Regions from separate parts of the Homo sapiens genome. Here region 1 is linked to region 2. The links are chromatin loops, found by intact Hi-C in ENCODE. Cell type or tissue: heart left ventricle. All regions are shown on one strand. Links, peaks and the distances in the headings refer to the core of each region. The heading gives the core; the rest is flanking DNA. Region 1 holds the start of ASTL (astacin like metalloendopeptidase). Region 2 has its middle 72 kb from the start of NCAPH.

Region 1 (8,321 bases), core at 119-8,118, 270 kb after region 2:
CAGGGGTGCTGAGGCCTTTGGAAATGGTTGTGCGGGAGCCAGTCCTGCTTCAGGCTCACTGGGACACTCGGCCATTTGGAGTGTCATCCAGCCAAGGGTTGTCTCTGCACAGTGCTACCTCTAAGGATCTGTCCGTGGTCTGTTAGGAACTGGGCTGCACAGCCGGAGGTGAGCAGCTTCATCAGTATTACAGCCGCACCCCATTGCTAGCATTACTGCCTGAGCTCCGCCTCCTATCAGATCAGCGGTGGCATTAGATTCTCATAGGAGCTTGAACCCTGTTGTGAACTGCATTGGAGGGATATAGGATGTATGCTCCTTATGAAACTCTAACTAATGCCTGATGATCTGTCACTGTCTCCCATCACTCCCAGATGGGACCGTCTAGTCTCAGGAAAACAAGCTCTGGGCTCCCACTGATTCTACATTATGGTGAGTTGTATAAAATTATTTCATTGTAGATTACAATGTAATGATAGAAATAAAGTGCACAATAAATGTAATGCACTTGAATCACCTAGAAACCATCCCCCTCACCATCCTGGGCCAGGCATGGTGGCTTATGCCTCTAATCCTAGCACTTTGGGAGGCCGAGATGGGTGGATCAACTGAGGTCAGGAGTTCGGGACCAGCCTGGCCAACATGGTGAAACCCCGCCTCTACTAAAAATACAAAAATTAGCCAGGCATGGTGGCGGGCGCCTGTTATCCCAGCTACTTGGGAGTCTGAGGCAGGAGAATTGCTTGAACCTGGGAGGTGGAGGTTGCAGTGAGCCAAGATTGCGCCATTGCACTCCAGCCTGAGCATCAAGAGTGAAACTCCATCTCAAACAGAGGAACAAACAAAAACCGGTCCCTGGTGCCACAAAGGTTGGGAACTGCTGTCTTACGGCATTCTGAATGCCTGGGAGGGTGTGCTTGTGGGGCAGGGCAGTGTAGTTTGACAGTCCGGGGGCTGGTTTTGCTTCACCTTGCTGTATACAGTTTTCTTGTCTGTAAAATGGAGTTTCATTGTTAGCCCCCACCTCTGAGGATGTAGACTTACACAAGTCAATCCATGTAGTGCCTGCTCATAGTAGGCGCTCCGAAAATGTTAGCTAACTACGGCCCTAGGAGTGAGGTTGATCTGATGTGCCGGTGTGCACATGCGAGGTGTGCATCTGGACCAGGATGGACACTCATAACGGCTGGGCCTGGGGTCCACTCAGCCTTGTGCCTGGAGCCTGGCACAGGTGGGCGCTCACTCTGTGAGGCCGAATGAAGGGTGATTCTTGTTCCCACTGCTGTCTGAGGGGTGGGGTGAGCCACTCCAGTGTGAACTGGGCAGAGCCGGGGTTGCTATTCTGCCTTCCTTAGGAGCTGAGTAGGCATCTGTTGGGACCCACTTGTACCCCCATGCCCAGCTTGGGTGGGTGGGGGACATCTGGGGCTCTAAGTCATAGGGGACTTCACACCACACAGCCTCATCTCACACACAGCTGCACTGGTGGCTGAGGCCTCTGCCCACCCCCCACCCTTGGCCCTACCCCATCCCACCCTACCCAGCCCCAATCCCCTCTCCTTCCTTCCCCGTGCTTTTTATAGCTTGTCATCTAGCAAACTGCCCTTCTCTTTCTCTCTCTTTTCCTCCTTTCCTTCTTTCCTATTTATTAAATTTTTAAACTTTTAATTGTGGTAAAAAATGCAACATAAAATTGGTCATCTTTACCATTATCAAGTGTTTAGTAAAGTGTATTCACATCGTTGTGCACAGATATCCAGAGCTTTTTCATCTTGCGAACCTGAAATCCTATACCTATTAAATGATAACTCCCCTCCCCAGTCCCCAGCCCCTTGTGAGCTCCGTTCCACTTTCCGTCCCTGTGCACTGGGCTACTCTAGACACCTCTTGGAGGTAGAAGCATGCAGGATTTGTCTTTTTGTGACTGGCTTGTTTCGCTCAGCAAAATATCCTCAGACCAACTGCATGTCCTAATAAAGACTCTGTTTCTCTCCCCAAGCAGGGTGATTATTTCTTATCATTATTTTAATTCTTTTGTTTTTTGAGACAGAGTCTCACTCTGTTGCCCAGGCTGGAGTGCAGTGGCACAATCTTGGCTCACTGCAACCTCTGCCTCCTGAGTTCAAGGGATTTCTGGCTAATTTTTGTATTTTTAGTAGAGATGGGGTTTCACCGTGTTGGCTAGGCTGGTCTCGAACTCCTGACCTCAAGTAATCTGCCTGCCTTGGCCTCCCAAAATGCTGGGATTACAGGCATGAGCCACTGCGCCCGGTCTACTTTATTTTTTTTTACTGAACATTCATCTTTTTTTTTGAGATGGAGTCTCACTCTGTCCCCCGGGCTAGAGTGCAGTGGCGCGATTTTGGCTCATTGCAAACTCCACCTCTGGGTTCAAGTGATTCACCTGCCTCAGCCTCCCGAGTAGGTGGGATTACAGGTGCCCGCCACCGTGCCCAGCTAATTTTTGTATTCTTTTAGTAGAGATGGGGTTTCACCATGGTGGCCAGTCTGGTCTTGAATTCCTGACCTCGTGATCCACCTGCCTTGGCCTCCCAAAGTGCTGGGATTATAGGCGTGAGCCACCGCGCCCTCCTGAACACTCATCTTAAGTGGTCAGCCTTGTGCATTTGTTTTTTGATGGGTCCTATTCTTTATTTTACTTATTTTTTCTAGGTTTACTGAGGCATAATCGACAAATAAAAGTAGTATATGTTTAAGTATACAACGTGATGTTTTGACATATGCATACCTTGTGAAATGATGACCACAACAAGCTAACTAGCATATCCATGGTGTGTATCCTGACATCTGTCAATACCCTGCCCTGGCAGCAGGGCGTCTGCCTCCATCATGGTCTCCCTGTGATTCTGATTCCTATCTTTGGAGAAGCTCTGGATTCCAGGCACAGTGGGAATGCTGAAAGGTCCTTGTGGACAATAGCTATTCTTCTTGGCTCTGTCGCTTCCCTTCACTGGGTGCAGGTGACTGTGGGGGTGTCCCCAAATGCTGCCCAGCGCTGACATGCTCCGCCTCTGGGATTTCAATCCAGGTGGGGCCCTGAGTGACCTGGCTCTGGGGCTCAGGGGTATGGAGGAGGGGGGATATAGGTAAGGAGTTTAAATTTCCAAATCTGTGAAATGGGAATAAATACTGACTGATCATGCCAGCTGCTGTGGGATTAGGGGGTGGACTCCCTGCGAGGCTCTGGGCATCTGGGGGTTCCACCTTTCCCACATGGCAGGCTTTCTAGGGTGCTGCACACTGTTCAGTTTGTGAAATTTCCTGGAGCCCTGTGCTTGTGATAGTGAACTTTTCTATATGTGTACTAAAATAAAAGCTTGTGAAAGTGCAGTGACCTTTTCCTCCTTCCGGAGATACACGGGGGGCGCCCCAGGGTCTCAGGCAGCTTTCCCCATGTCTAAGCACAGGCCGGGGTAGGAAAGGGGGTCTCCCTCGCTGGAGGAATAGGTCTATACCTGGGCTGGGGCCTCAGCTAGGCCTGGAGCAACTTTCTGCGATGTTTCTCTGCCCCCTGGAGGCAGGAAGGAACCTCAGAAGAGCCACACTCCCAAGCGGGCCCCTCCTGTCTTTCACCTGCTACAGCCAGGAAGGGGACTGGGCTGGGGTGGGAACCACAGGTAGGCATCGGAGGGGCTGCCAGTAGACCTGGTTTGGGTGGCGCTGCCGGTAGAGCTGGTTGGGGCGGGGCTGCAGGTGGAGCTGGTTGGGGCGGGGCTGCAGGTGGAGGTGGTTGGGGCGGGGCTGCAGGTGGAGATGGTTGGGGCGGGGCTGCAGGTGGAGGTGGTTGGGGCGGGGCTGCAGGTGGAGGCGGTTGAGGGGAGCAAGGTGGGAGGTGGAGCAGCTGCTATTTAAGAGGGGGTGGTGGTGCCGGTTCTGCAATTAGGTTACTGTGTCTTGCTGGGGCTTGGTCTTGTTTGCTGAAGGGGCAGCAGGGCTCTACCATGGAGGGTGTAGGGGGTCTCTGGCCTTGGGTGCTGGGTCTGCTCTCCTTGCCAGGTAAGCTGGCTGCCTGTCCCTCCTGCTGCTGGCTCCAGCCTGGAGAAAGCTGGGGAGAGGCTAGAAGGTTGTGGCTGGAGCCTGCAGGGATTGTAGCTGAGCTCAGTAGCTCAGAGCACAGAGCTCTCCAGGGTTATTCTAGAAGTCAGCTCCTGGGGGGCCAAGGGGAGGCCTCCTGAAGGCCCTGGAAGCAGAGGGCCTGCCTGGCAGAAGATAAGTGTTGTGCCCCAGGCCTACTTGTCTTGGGGTGGGGGTAGGCTGTAAGTCCCCACTCCAGCCTGGTCAGGCAGGGAGTCATCCAGGCTGAGCCCATTGTCCAAGAGCCTGGGCTGAGAGAGAGTCATAAGGTGGGGTCTGAGGCTGGCCCTGCCCGTCACGGGCGTCAGAACCCGAGGTCTGTCCTGCCTCCTTCCTTCCTGCCCCTCCTCTACCTCATAGGTGGGGCACATGGTCCCTTTTGGTCCCCCTAAGGGAGCTCCTTCCCTGAGGTCATCTAGACCTTGGCACCAGTTGGGGTTGAGCAGGGAGGCTGGGAAGGCTCCTTGGCTTTGTGCTGGAGCCTACTCTTCCTAGGGACTGAGTCTTACCGTCTGATCCCCCACACCCACCCCATGTCCTGCTGTCTGGTCTCACCGGTGGGTGCTCCAGGCATCTGTGTATGCCCCTGTCTGTCTGGACCAGGTGTGATCCTAGGAGCGCCCCTGGCCTCCAGCTGCGCAGGAGCCTGTGGTACCAGCTTCCCAGATGGCCTCACCCCTGAGGGAACCCAGGCCTCCGGGGACAAGGACATTCCTGCAATTAACCAAGGTGAGGGCACTACATCTTCTCACGGCCTGGAGGGGCACGACGTTATGTAGTGTGAAAACCACACCGAACACTCAGAAATGCAGAGCCTGGGAGGAAATGGACCAGCTTACTCTGGGCTCTAAGTGGTTTTTAAGAGATGGAGTGGTGTTGCTATATTGCCCCGGCTGGTCTTGAACTCCTGGCCTTAAGTGATCTTCCTGCCTCTGCCTCCCGAGCAGCTGGGACTACAGGTGTGAATGGGTGGAAATTCTATGGGCAATTGCTTAAGTCTACTCTTTCTTTTTGTATCTTTCTTAGTGGATTGTTACTTTTATAAGAAAAACCAAGCTCTTAAAGGGCCTGGGCGTGGAGCTAAGCGGTTAGTCGCAGTCTGAGATTGTCAGCCACCCTGTGCAGGACTGTCTGCAGGTGTGATTAAGAAGTCTGAAGCTCAGCTGGGTGCGGTGGCTCTCGCCTGTAGTCCCAGCACTTTGGGAGGCTGAGGCGGGCAGATCATGAGGTCAGGAGATCGAGACCATCCTGGCTAACACAGTGAAACCCCGTCCCCACCAAAAATACAAAAATTAGCCGGGCGTGGTGGCGGGCGCCTGTAGTCCCAGCTACTCAGGAGGCTGAGGCAGGAGAATGGCATGAACCTGGGAGGCGGAGCTTGCAGTGAGCTGAGATTGCGCCACTGCACTCCAGCCTGGGCGACAGAGCATCTCACAAAAAACAAAAAACAAAAGTCAGGCTCAGGGCCTTGCTGTCTGGGGATGTCAGCTGAGGAATGAGGGTGTATAAATAGCCTGAACAAAGCCAGTTGAAATGGAGACTGGAGTTCAGATGTTGGAGCAATGAGGGCTGAAGCACTCAGGGTTGAAGCAATCGGGCTGAACAGGGGACAACCTTGCCCTAAGGGTGGGTGAGATCCTACCAGATGTGGTAGCCACTGTGTGATCTGCCCCCTTCTTCCTCTGTGAGCTGACTTGGGAGCCCAGCGCCAGCTGAGCCTTGAGCCCCAGGCACCATCCCACCCCTGGATCACCGTGAGTGGTCTGCAGGTAACCAGAACCAATGGAGAAAACTCCCAAATGCTGGTGACCCCAACAACTATCCTATCACCTACGGTGAGGCTGTCTCATAAGGGCTGCCCGTGCCTTACCCAGTGCTTTCCTGGGAAGCACCTGCCCATCTCCAGCCACTGTGAATATGGCTAATGCTGCACAGCTGTCTGCCTCCCAAAACTGGCCCTTGGCCAGAAGGAGCTGCCTCAGCCAGAGATGCCCGGGGGCTACTCCCTTGTCTGCCCAAGGTGGCCTACTGTGACTTCTAAGGGACAGGAGTCTGGCTCCTGCCTAAAGGTGGTACAAGTCAGCGGTGTCATTTGTGGTCTGGAGCGCCCATGGGATCTGGCTGAGGCTGTGCCTGGGTTCTTCCCTGCCTTCTCTCCTGCTTCCCTCACTCCCCCTGTGAGTCACTTGTGGGAGACCCGGCTCAGGGAGAGATGAGAAGCAGAGGGACTAAGAGGGGAGAGGGGCTTGCGAGAGCCGGTATTTGCCTGCCTCTGATGGTGGAACAAATTTGTGGAACAAAATTGCCACCTCAAGGGGCCTGAATATAACAGATGGGTGGGGAATAGATGGGGGATGAGGTGGGCAGGAGACCCCAGGGCCTGTTCTGAGGAGTGTGGCTCAGGCTGGAAGAAGCCACTGCTTCCTGACAGCAGGGACCCGGGCTTGGGACTGGATTGCGTGGGTCATGGGCTGTGTTTGAGCAGGGGAAGGCTGCAGTCCAGCCGAGAAGCCTTGCACACTCAGGGACTGTGTGACTTCCCTGAGGCCACGCAGGCTCAGTGCTCAGGGAACCTCTAGCTCCACAGTCAGGAGAGGGACAGACCCCAAGCCTCAGTCTCCTTTGTCTTTGTCCTCCAGCCCCCTCACACCTGCAGACAGTCCGCACAGGGTGGCTGACATTCTCAAACATCAACTAATGACTTAACTAAACACCCAGGCTCGGAGAGCCGATGACCTATACTTTTATCAGGCTATTTAAGAACTTATAAAAGTAACAATCCACTAGGAAAGACACAAGAATAGACTTAAGTAAGTAGGGATTTGCTTGGCCTGTCCCACGAGTCAGTGTTCTGGGGGACATGGGCCAACACGTCCTTCTTCCTTTCCCAGGGCTCATCCTGGAAGAAACCCCAGAGAGCAGCTTCCTCATCGAGGGGGACATCATCCGGCCGGTGAGTGCACACACTGACGTGTGTGGGTGCGGATAAGCCCACAGTTGGCGACAGGTCCTCTGAGCCCACCCTGGATGCCATGGGGCCTGATGTGTGAGGGACATACATAGCTTGGTAGATGCCTCTTTTTGTCAAGGTCAGAGCGACTGTTCTGTTAGGAAATAGGAATAAGCCAGCCTGAATGCTAAGGAAGGCTGGTATCTGAAGTGCTGGCACAGTCAGCCTGAGAGGGCTTCCTGAAGGAGGAGGTTTGAACACTTGACCCAGCTTGGTACCCTGCCCAGGGGAGGTGCTCAGCACTCGGGAGGTGCTCAGATAAAGGAAGAGATGAGCAAGGGTTGGCAGAGTGGCCAGTGGCAGATAAAGGGCCTGGTGGCAGTGGCGACCTAGGGATGGTGGAACAAGGAGTGATGTTGAGCCTGACCATCTTGGCTGTGGTCGAGGGGCCGCATCTGAAGGGAGAAGGTTGCTGGGGATTGGGGCGCCTTGCTAACAGAAAAGGGAACACTGTGCCCAGGATGGCAGCCATGTGTTTCAGGCAACTGCGAATGGCAGAAGGCTCCTGAATAGGACAGTGACCCAGGGGAAGGCAAGACTGTCCTGTTGGAGGCTGCCACTGACGGCACAGCCTCTGGCTGGGCAGGAGAGCCAGAGGCTGGCCCAAGGCTGCCCAGGAACTCCGGGGGCAGGGCAGACCCTCTGGGTTATGCAGTGAGTGCTCGGGCAGGTGGTGTGCGACCACCCGGAGCAGAATCAAATGCCTCCAGCCGATGGCACAGGCACGCTGGGGTGCTGTGGAGCCTGGGCACCGAAGGGCTCTGGTTGCTGGAGAGCAGAAGTAAGCAGCCGAGGCCAGGGTGCTGCCTCACTTTCACTCCATATGGCTCTGTTCCCATGATCGTCCCATGTTCAGGGAAGCCTGGTGGCTGTTCCCCTCTGGAAGGGGCACTGTCAACATGCTGGAGTGGGGCTGCTGGCCCAAGCCCTTCTGATTCAGGGCACCCTGGGGTGCTGGGCCTCCTAGCCAACATCCTCAGGGACTAATCTCTTGTTTGCTTGAGATTGAAATTCTTTCATCATAGGCCAAGGGACTGTCTTGTGCATCAAGGTTCATGTAGCTGGCCCCTTGCCTTCCACAGCTCTGTCCCATCTCTAATGGTCCCCCATTCCCATGCACACAGGTCCTGACTCCCACATCTTTGGGGTTCTGGTGCCCTGGGGTGTGGTACCCTTGGGGCACAAAGCTTGGGTGGCCTCTGTCCCCAGGGGTTGA
Region 2 (8,321 bases), core at 41-8,040:
CAGCTACTCAGGAGGCTAAGGTGGGAGGATCTATAGAGCCTGGGAGTTTGAGGCTGCAGTGAGCTCTCATTGCACTACTGCCCTCCAGCCTGAGCAACACAGCAAGACCCTGTCCCGAAAAAGAGAAAAAAAAAAAAAAAAAAAAATCCCAGGTAAACTCAGAGCTGCCCTCAGAAAGAATAGATGGTGGCCTTTGGTAAAAGATTCTCTCTGAGACCTTTAAAAGTGTCAGACTTCAGTGTTTATTTTCCTGAGTTAATCTTTCCTAGATTCAGATAAGGGAGGCATTACCCCCAAAACCGGGTTTGTTTGCCTGGTGAGTAACAAATGACTCTCCATGAGGATGCAGGTTTTGATCAATAAAAGTTTTATTACCTGGCCCAAGTAGGTAGAACCCTGGGAGTATTCTCCAAGGCAGTGTCCCCTGAGGGAAAGTGACAGGAGGGTTTCATGGGGCGATGGAGGGGGAGAGGATGTGTCTTCGCATGTGGAGGAGGGGTCCCAGAGGTGCAGACGCAGTGATCCTCATGCCAGCACATAGGTCGCATGTGATGGTGATGGAGCTGAGCTGCAGCCCTTCCTGGGGTGGAGACTTTAGCATGGTAACAAGAAAGGTCACTTGGGTTCATCTGTAAGTTGCTAGGGTCTGTTGGGAGCTGGTTTGAATCAAGTGGGTGACTGCATTCTAAACAGGGCTTGGAAGAAACAGGCTGCAGGGCAGGAGGCTGTAAAACAGGCTGATAGGCTGGGCGTGGGGGTTCAAGCCTGTAATCTAACACTTTGAGAGGCCAAGGTGGGTGGATCACCTGAGGTCAGGAGTTCAAGACCAGCCTGGTCAACATGGTGAAACCCTGTCTCTACTAAAAATACAAAAATTAGCTGGGCGTGGTAGCACGAGCCTGTAGTCCCAGCTACTCGGGAGGCTGAGGCAGGAGAAATCCTTGAACCAGGGAGGTGGAGTTCGCAGTGAACCGAGATCACACTCCAGCCTGGCACTCCAGCCTGAGTGAAAGAGCGAGACTCTGTCTCAAAAAAAACAAAAAACAAAACAAAACAAAAAAACCCAAAACAGGCTGATTGCTTAAGTTGATTAAATTCCTATAATCCTTTGAGATCCCCCAACCCCCTCACCCCTGCACCCCACTTGCTTACAGGGTCCTCAGGGAAAGCCTGGGCATTGATTTCACTAACATAGATTTTCTCTCCAGGTGCAACTCTCCCTCACGAAAGGCAGCTTTTCAAAGTCCTTCTTCTGTTTGCAGCCTCTCTGAATAGCCATCTCAAAATAAGCCAAAGAGGTATATTTTGGGGTGAAATATTCTCGTTTCCTTTGGGGGAACACAAACATTCAACCCATAACAGAGACAGTCCCTGTCAATGTCATGTGTTAACAGTCAGGAGGCAGCCCAGGGTGGAGCGGCAGGCTGGAGACCCGGGATTGCTGGGCTGAGATCCGGCTGGGGCATCCCTGAGAGCAGGAGGTGGCTGGACCGCGGGAGGTCAGTGCCTGCCTGGCGGGGAGCCCCAAGGGCACCTGTCTGGGCTAGCCAAGAGGAGAGCATCCGCCCCGGGAGGAGTGCAGGCAGGACTCCCGCTGACAGGGCCTGCTTGGTAGATGCTGGGCAAGTAATTAGAGAAGGGACGATTACCCACCACAGGCTGTTGGCTCTGGATGTAAAAGAAATTGACATGAGGCCAAAAGAGTTTTCCCAGACGAGGCTTCATTAGAGCTTATGCCTGGACATAAGGGAGGCAGCACTAGAGAGGAGAGAGAGAGAGAGAGAGAGAGAGAGAGTGATAGAGAGACAGAGAGAGAGAGTGACGGAGAGACAGAGAGTGAGAGACAGAGAGAGACAGAGACAGAGAAAAAGACAGAAAGACAGAGAAAGAGACAGAAGGACAGAGACAGAGAGAGACAGAAAGACAGTGAGAGAAAGGCAGAGAGAGCGACAGAAAGAGAGAGAGACAGAGAGAGAGAGAGGGAGAGAGAGAGAGAGAATTTCCTGACTGACTCTCCAAAAAGAGCTGGTGGAGATTTTTTTATTAGACAAAGCATAGGAACTAATATCAGGGGTAGGGCGAGCAGGCTGAGCCGGGCAGACCTCATAAGGGGTAGGGTGTGCAGGTCAGCATATTTGATTGCCATGGTTTTCATGGTCAGGATAACCATGACCCATTAATAATAATGGGCCACCTGGTGGTCTGGCTGGTAGCAACAAAGCTTTAAATCAATTGTTCAGAATTCCTTCCTGGGATGCGACACTGTGCAACCTTGGTTATCTCCTCAGGCCAGTTCCTGGAATTTTTTTTTTTCTTTTTTTTGAGACAGGGTCTTGCTGTGTTGCCAGGCTGGAGTACAATGGCACCATCATGACTCACTGCAGACTTGACCTCCCTGGGCTCAAGTGATCCTCCCACCTCAGACTCCTGAGTAGCTGGGACTACACGTGTTTGTCACTATGCTCAGCTAATTTTTGTATTTTTTTGGAGAGACGGGGTTTTGTCATGTTGCCCAAGCAGGTCTAAAACTTACAGACTCAAGCGATCCGCCTGCCTCGCCTCTCAAAATGCTAGGATTACACATGTGAGCCACTGCGCCTGGCCAGAGTTCTTTAAGTAAGCGGCATGGTTAAACATTATGGCATCGTGGGGTAGTGGTGTGGGTTTTGTGATCCGTGGGAATGCTGTAGTGGGGCTGAGCTGAAGCCAAGTCTTATCTCTACTGTCTCAGTACTCTCACTCCAGCTATTACCGAGCAAATGGGCTTGCTGCCTGACTGCACAGAAGCCAACACTGCTGCTCCAGCTTTGAGAAAAGAAAAGCTTCATTGTGAGGCAGACCAGCAAGGAGACAGGAGGCACAGCTCAAACTTCTCTCTCCAATTTGGGGTGTGGGGCACGTTTTAAGGGGTCAGAGGGCAAGGGAAAGTATTTAGGAATGTTGGCTTGGCAGGGTCTGATTGGAGGGCTTCAAATTTAACCATTTGTGGTAAGGTATGTTGAGGCAGATTTTAGCCCCAGATCTTCCAGGCCCATAGACTCCTTCCTTTTGAAAGGGTTCCAGTGTTCAGGTTCTGGTCATGTCCCAGTCCTGTTGGCTCTGCAGGAAGAAATCATTGGTTCCGGTGTTGTTAGAGGTCAAAGCTTTTTCTATTGTGCCTGGACTACATGACTCGCAGTTTTGGCTTGGTTATACCTACAAGGTAACTTGACATTCTCTTATCAACAGAGTAGGCTCAGTTTGGTCTGGTTCTGTGATTACGCCACTCCTTGTATCCTTTCAAATAACCATTTCGGGCCAGGCACAGTGGCTCACATCTGTAATCCCAGCACTTTGGGAGGCCGAGGCAGGAGGATCACTTGAGGTCAGGAGTTTGAGACCAGCCTGGCTAACATACAAAAACTAGCCAGTCAAGGTTGCAGGAGCCTGTAATCCCAGCTACTCAGGAGGCTCAGGCAAGATAATCGTTTGAACCCGAAAGGCGGAGGTTGCAGTGAGCCGAGGTCGCGCCATTGCACTCCAGCCTGGACAATGGAGCAAGACTCTGTCTCAAACAAACAAAAATAAAACAAAACAAAAAAAACCCCACCCATTTCGTTACAGTTTGAGAGAGTCTGAGAGGCTGAAAGGACTGGATCCTTTCTGTGTGGGTGTTGATGTCACAGATTTGACATCATTGTCCCCGGGCCCCTCTGGGGGAGCTGGCCCCTGCAGTCCCTGAGGCTGAGTCTGGGCGTGAAAGGCTTGCTTTTGGCTGGCACACTGGGACCGTTGTTTTCAGCCAACAGATGAAACCCAGCTAGTTGGAAGAGGCCCATTCAACCCCCATGTTTACACATGAGGAGCTGGGGGCCAGGGCGACAGGAAGTGGCTTGCCCATGTCAGTGGAGCTGGTGGCAGAGCATCCGCTTGGCAGAGGATGGCAGCCCACAGCCCCAGGCGATGGAGGCACCCCATTTCCAGTGTGGCTGCTTCGTGCTTGCTGTTGACTTGCAGTTTGGAACCTTGTACTGCGTGCTTCATTCGCAGGACAGAAGCTAAATCTGCGCCCTCTGCCGTCCTCTCAGAGGAAGTGCCTGTATTTGGTGAGAACGGGGGTGAGAGAGGCTCCAAGATGCCCCTTGGCAGAAATTTCCAGTAATTGGCTGGGAGGAGGCTCACCCCACCTGAGCAGGAGCAAGCGGCGGTAGGGAACACAGCGCGCACGAAATAGCAAATTTCACTGATTATTGAGAAGAAAGGAGAGGGGGTGTATTTGGTGAGCTGGAGGTGGTCTCCTCACATATCTGTTAGGATGTTTGCAGCCATGAGCAACAGGAAACCTAATTCCAATGACCTAAACAAGGAGGCTTTGTCATCCCACATCACAGGCAGCCCCAAGGCAAGGCAACTCCGGGTCAGCTACTTTAGTAGCTCAATTTGGTACCATCAAGAATCATAAATCATGGATGGGCACAGAGGCTCGTGCCTGTAATCCCAGCACTCTGGGAGGCTGAAGCGGGAGGATCACTTGAAGCCAGAAGTTGGAGGCCAGCCTGGGCAATATAGTAAGACCCTATCTCTACAAAAAAATGTGTAGAGATGTGGTGGCACATGCCTATACTCCCCCCTACTTGAGAGGCGAGGCAAGAGGATCGCTTAAGGCCAGGAGTTTGAGGCTGCAGTGAGCTATGATTATGGCACTGAAATCCAGCCTGGGTAACCGAGCAAGACCCCCACTCTCTAAAAAAAGAATCATAAATCATAACATCGCTTTGTACTCCAACAATTTATACAATTATAAAATATTGATGTACAACTTTAAAAAAACAGGAGCGAAAAAAGAGTCCTTCCCCCTCAGCCATCCTCAGCATACAGCCTGGCCCCACCTCCCATGCCTGCCAGATGGCAGCTGCAGGCCCACGCAGACTCCCAGCTCTGCGGGGAAGATTCGCTGTGAGTTTTTTTAAGAAACTATCCCCCATCGGCCAGGCGCGGTGGCTCATGCCTGTAATCCCAGCACTTTGGGAGGCCTAGGCGGGCAGATCACAAGGTCAGGAGATCGAGACCATCCTGGCTAACATGGTGAAACCTCGTCTCTACTAAAAACATAAAAAATTAGCCGGGCGTGGTGGCGGGCACCTGTAGTCCCAGCTACTCGGGAGGCTGAGGCAGGAGAATGGCGTGAACCCAGGAGGCAGAGCTTGCAGTGAGCCGAGATCGCGCCACTGCACTCCAGCCTAGGGGACAGAGCGAGACTCCATCTAAAAAAACAAAAAAGAAAAGAAAAGAAAAAAAGAAAAAGAAACTAAGAAACTATCCCCCAGCAAATGTTCCTGTACATCTCATTGGCCAGAGCTGCATCACATGCCCATTTGTAAACCAACAATGGACAAGGGGAATGGGGCCACTGTGACTGGTTCAGTCAATCAGATTGGGCTGAGCTGGAGATGGGACTCTGGTCACCTTCCCTGAGCCTGTGGGCCAGATGGGCAAAGAAGGAAGACAAGGCTGACTGTGGAGAGCCAGCAGTGTTACAACGCCTCCCCACCTGTTTTAGAACCTGCCAAAGTCAGGGTTGGACAAAAGGGTTTCACACCCTGTTTTATTCCCTGTCAAAGCCCACACAGTATCCAGATGCTCCCCTTGTTGAAATGGGGTCTTTGGCAGTCCAGCCTCCTGGGTCTCGGTGGGCAGGGTGTCGGGAAGACACGGCCTCTACTGGGGTGTCTGGTGACTGTTCCAGCAGGAGGGGATGGAGGGGCACCCTAACTCTATTTCAGAGCCCTTCTAGGCCTGAGATTGTGGCCCGGATGGCCTCTTACAAAAGGAAACCTGCCTTCAACTCCTTCCAGCAAAATCTCCAGGAATTTAAACAGAGGGAGGGTCTTAAGCTACAGGTGGAATTCCTCCCTGGATGGAGAAGGAGGCACATCCTCCAAAGCAGGATTCCCATCAGAGGCACTGAAGGCACAGAATTCACATTGCTAACCACAACAGTGGCCAGAGCAACACTGACACCTTTTATTCTGGCAAAAAATAAAAATGAAAAGAGGGTGAGAAATTGCTATGTGGACTCAGTTTTCCTGCTGTGGTTGTGAGGGATGAGATGGGGATTAAATTAGATGAAGAATCTTTTGTTTTAAAAATGTATCTTAACATTTTCTTTTTAATTATACAAATAAGAGATTCTTATTAAGCTCTTCTCCCATCTTATTAAACCCATCCAGGTCCCCCTCAAAGGGATCCAGTCTTCCAGACTTTTGCTATATATTTCCTTCTTTTTTTTAAGACCAGGTCTCACTTTGTTACCCAGGCTGGAGTATAGTCGTGCGATCTCAGCTCACTGCAACCTCCTGGGCTCACACAATCCTCCCATTGGATCGGCTGCTGCCAAGATGCCAGCTACAGAGGGGAGGTGTGGCCAGGGCTACACACTCCATGGAGCCAGCTGGAACCAGGGACAAGCGGGAGCCCCACCCCTTCCGAGTTAGCAGAGTGGAAGCTCCCTGGGCACAACGGCAGCTGCCTAAGTCTCAGCTGTGGACCCGGGCCTCCCTGTGCTCCAGGGGGCTGGGAGCAGTCAGGAGTCCCACACTCCTGGGTGCAGGTGCAGCTGCCCAAGCTGTGGTTGTCGACCTGGGCATCTCTGCACTCTTGGGGGCCCAGGAAACCCTCACTGTTCCTGCAGGCTCACAGGTGTCTGCTCCCACTGCCTGGCCTCTCCCTGCTCCCAGTGCCTGCTCTGATCTCAGAACAAGGTTGGGGTCAAGCTTGGGTGCTATCGCAGCCTGGCCAGGTGTGCGCATGCTTGGGGCAGTGCTGAAACACCTCCCCCCTGCTGCCTCAGCCCCCTCTGGACTTTGAGTGCTGATGAGCAGGGGAGGGAGGCTGAGGGGGCACTGAGGGCAGCTTGGTGCTGGCCTGTAGGTGCCCCTTGGCACAAACAGCATGGGCGCCATAGAAAGCAATAGGAAACAGACAGACTCTGGGGCGGAAAGGGGTGGGTCCCCAGTGAAGCCTCACCTTTAGGCTGGGGAAGGCCTGAAGCCTGAGGGCCAGGCTGCCAGCCCCAAGGAGAGGAGGGGGAACTGGTGGCACCTTTTCCTGGGCCTGCCCATGCCGCCCATGGACCAATCAGCATGCACTTCCCCCCCTCTGAGGCTCACAAAAAGCCCTGGACTCAGCCATATTTTGGGAGATGACAGGACAACCTGCCTGCAGAGAAGAGTTACCCACTCCAAATCCTCCTCTCTATTGAGAGCTACAGAGAAGATGAAACAACCTCCCTGCAGAGGGGAGCTACCCAACCTAGGGTCTCCTCTCTGCTGAGAGCTGAACACTTGACAGGACAATCTGCCTGTGGAGAGGAGCTACCCACTTCCCTGCTACTCATTCTGTTGCTCAGTAAAGCTCCTCTTTGCCTTGTTCACCCTCCACTTGTCTGTTTTCCTCATTCTTCCTCGGCACAGGACAAAAACTTGGGACCTGCTGAATGGTGGGGCTGAAAGAGCTGTAACACAAATGGGACTGAAACACACCCCTCGCTTACCACATTGCGAGAGAAGAGAAGGAGAGAAGAGTTGCGGCCCTTCGGGGAGCCCAGACCTGGGAGCTCCCTGAGCCAAGTCTGCGACTCCCTCTTTGGATCCCTGCAGTTTCTGGAGTCTGCAAGCTTCTGAGCATCACCACCTTGCCTGGTGCTAACCACGGAATCTCCTTGCGGTGCACCTGGTCCAGCCATGGCCTTGCAGTGAGCTGGTCCCCATGCTGGCACCTAGAGCTGCCCATCCCACTGCAGCAGCCAGTGTGCCTGACAGTGCGCAGTGGCTGGATCCCATGCTCACTCACTCACACACCCATTGCCAGTCCATGTCTGGCTTGCCCTTGGAGGCATGGGATCCAAGTCAGTAACGTGAGCTGAGTGCAGCCTGCCAGGCCAAGTGGGTGGAACAAGCTCAGCAAGCCTGAGCAAAACTCAGGCACAGGCCACAGAGGTTTCTGGCCAGAAAAGCAACACCGCAAGTATCCTGTGACACCATCTCAGCCCCCCAAGTAGCTGGGACTACAGGCACGTGCCACCATGCCTGTCTATCATTTTTTGATTTTGTATTTTTTGTAGAGGTGGAGTTCAACCTTGTTGCCCAGGCTGGTCTCAAACTCCTGAGCCAAAGATTTGTTGGCCGAGCACGGTGGCTCACGCCTGTAATCCCAGCACTTTGGGAGGCCGAAGTGGCCGGATCACAAGGTCAGGAGATTGAGACCATCCTGGCTAACACAGTGAAACCCCATCTCTACTAAAAATACAAAAAAATTAGCCGGACGTGGTGGCGGGCACCTGT

Evidence for each region. A loop is a pair of places that touch in the nucleus more often than their neighbours do. Peaks named below come from ENCODE experiments on the same cell type or tissue, not always from the same donor. Only the 100,000 strongest peaks of a DNase experiment are listed, where the experiment ranks them.
Region 1: a loop joins it to region 2, with 6 times the contacts of the local background. A loop is called at or near these places in 2 of 110 quality-filtered maps.

What each region holds. Positions count from the first base shown.
Region 1 is chr2:96,134,078-96,142,398 of GRCh38, reverse strand. It overlaps ASTL (astacin like metalloendopeptidase), which reads left to right and starts at 3,897. Exons shown (of 9, transcript NM_001002036.4): 1 at 3,897-4,017; 2 at 4,699-4,824; 3 at 6,987-7,048. The coding sequence starts at 3,963. RefSeq lists silencers at 860-909, 970-1,019, 2,993-3,082 and enhancers at 3,973-4,042, 6,383-6,432, 7,284-7,783. In heart left ventricle, for the core only: a CTCF peak has its summit at 3,528 (motif pointing left); a DNase peak (open chromatin) is centred at 3,598; H3K27me3 peaks cover 338 bases.
Region 2 is chr2:96,403,251-96,411,571 of GRCh38, reverse strand. No RefSeq gene overlaps it. Among named protein-coding and RNA genes, the nearest start is that of NCAPH, 72 kb to the right of the region's middle. In heart left ventricle, for the core only: CTCF peaks have their summits at 3,870 and 4,073 (motif pointing left); DNase peaks (open chromatin) are centred at 1,511, 2,758, 3,901 and 6,437; H3K27ac peaks cover 2,443 bases.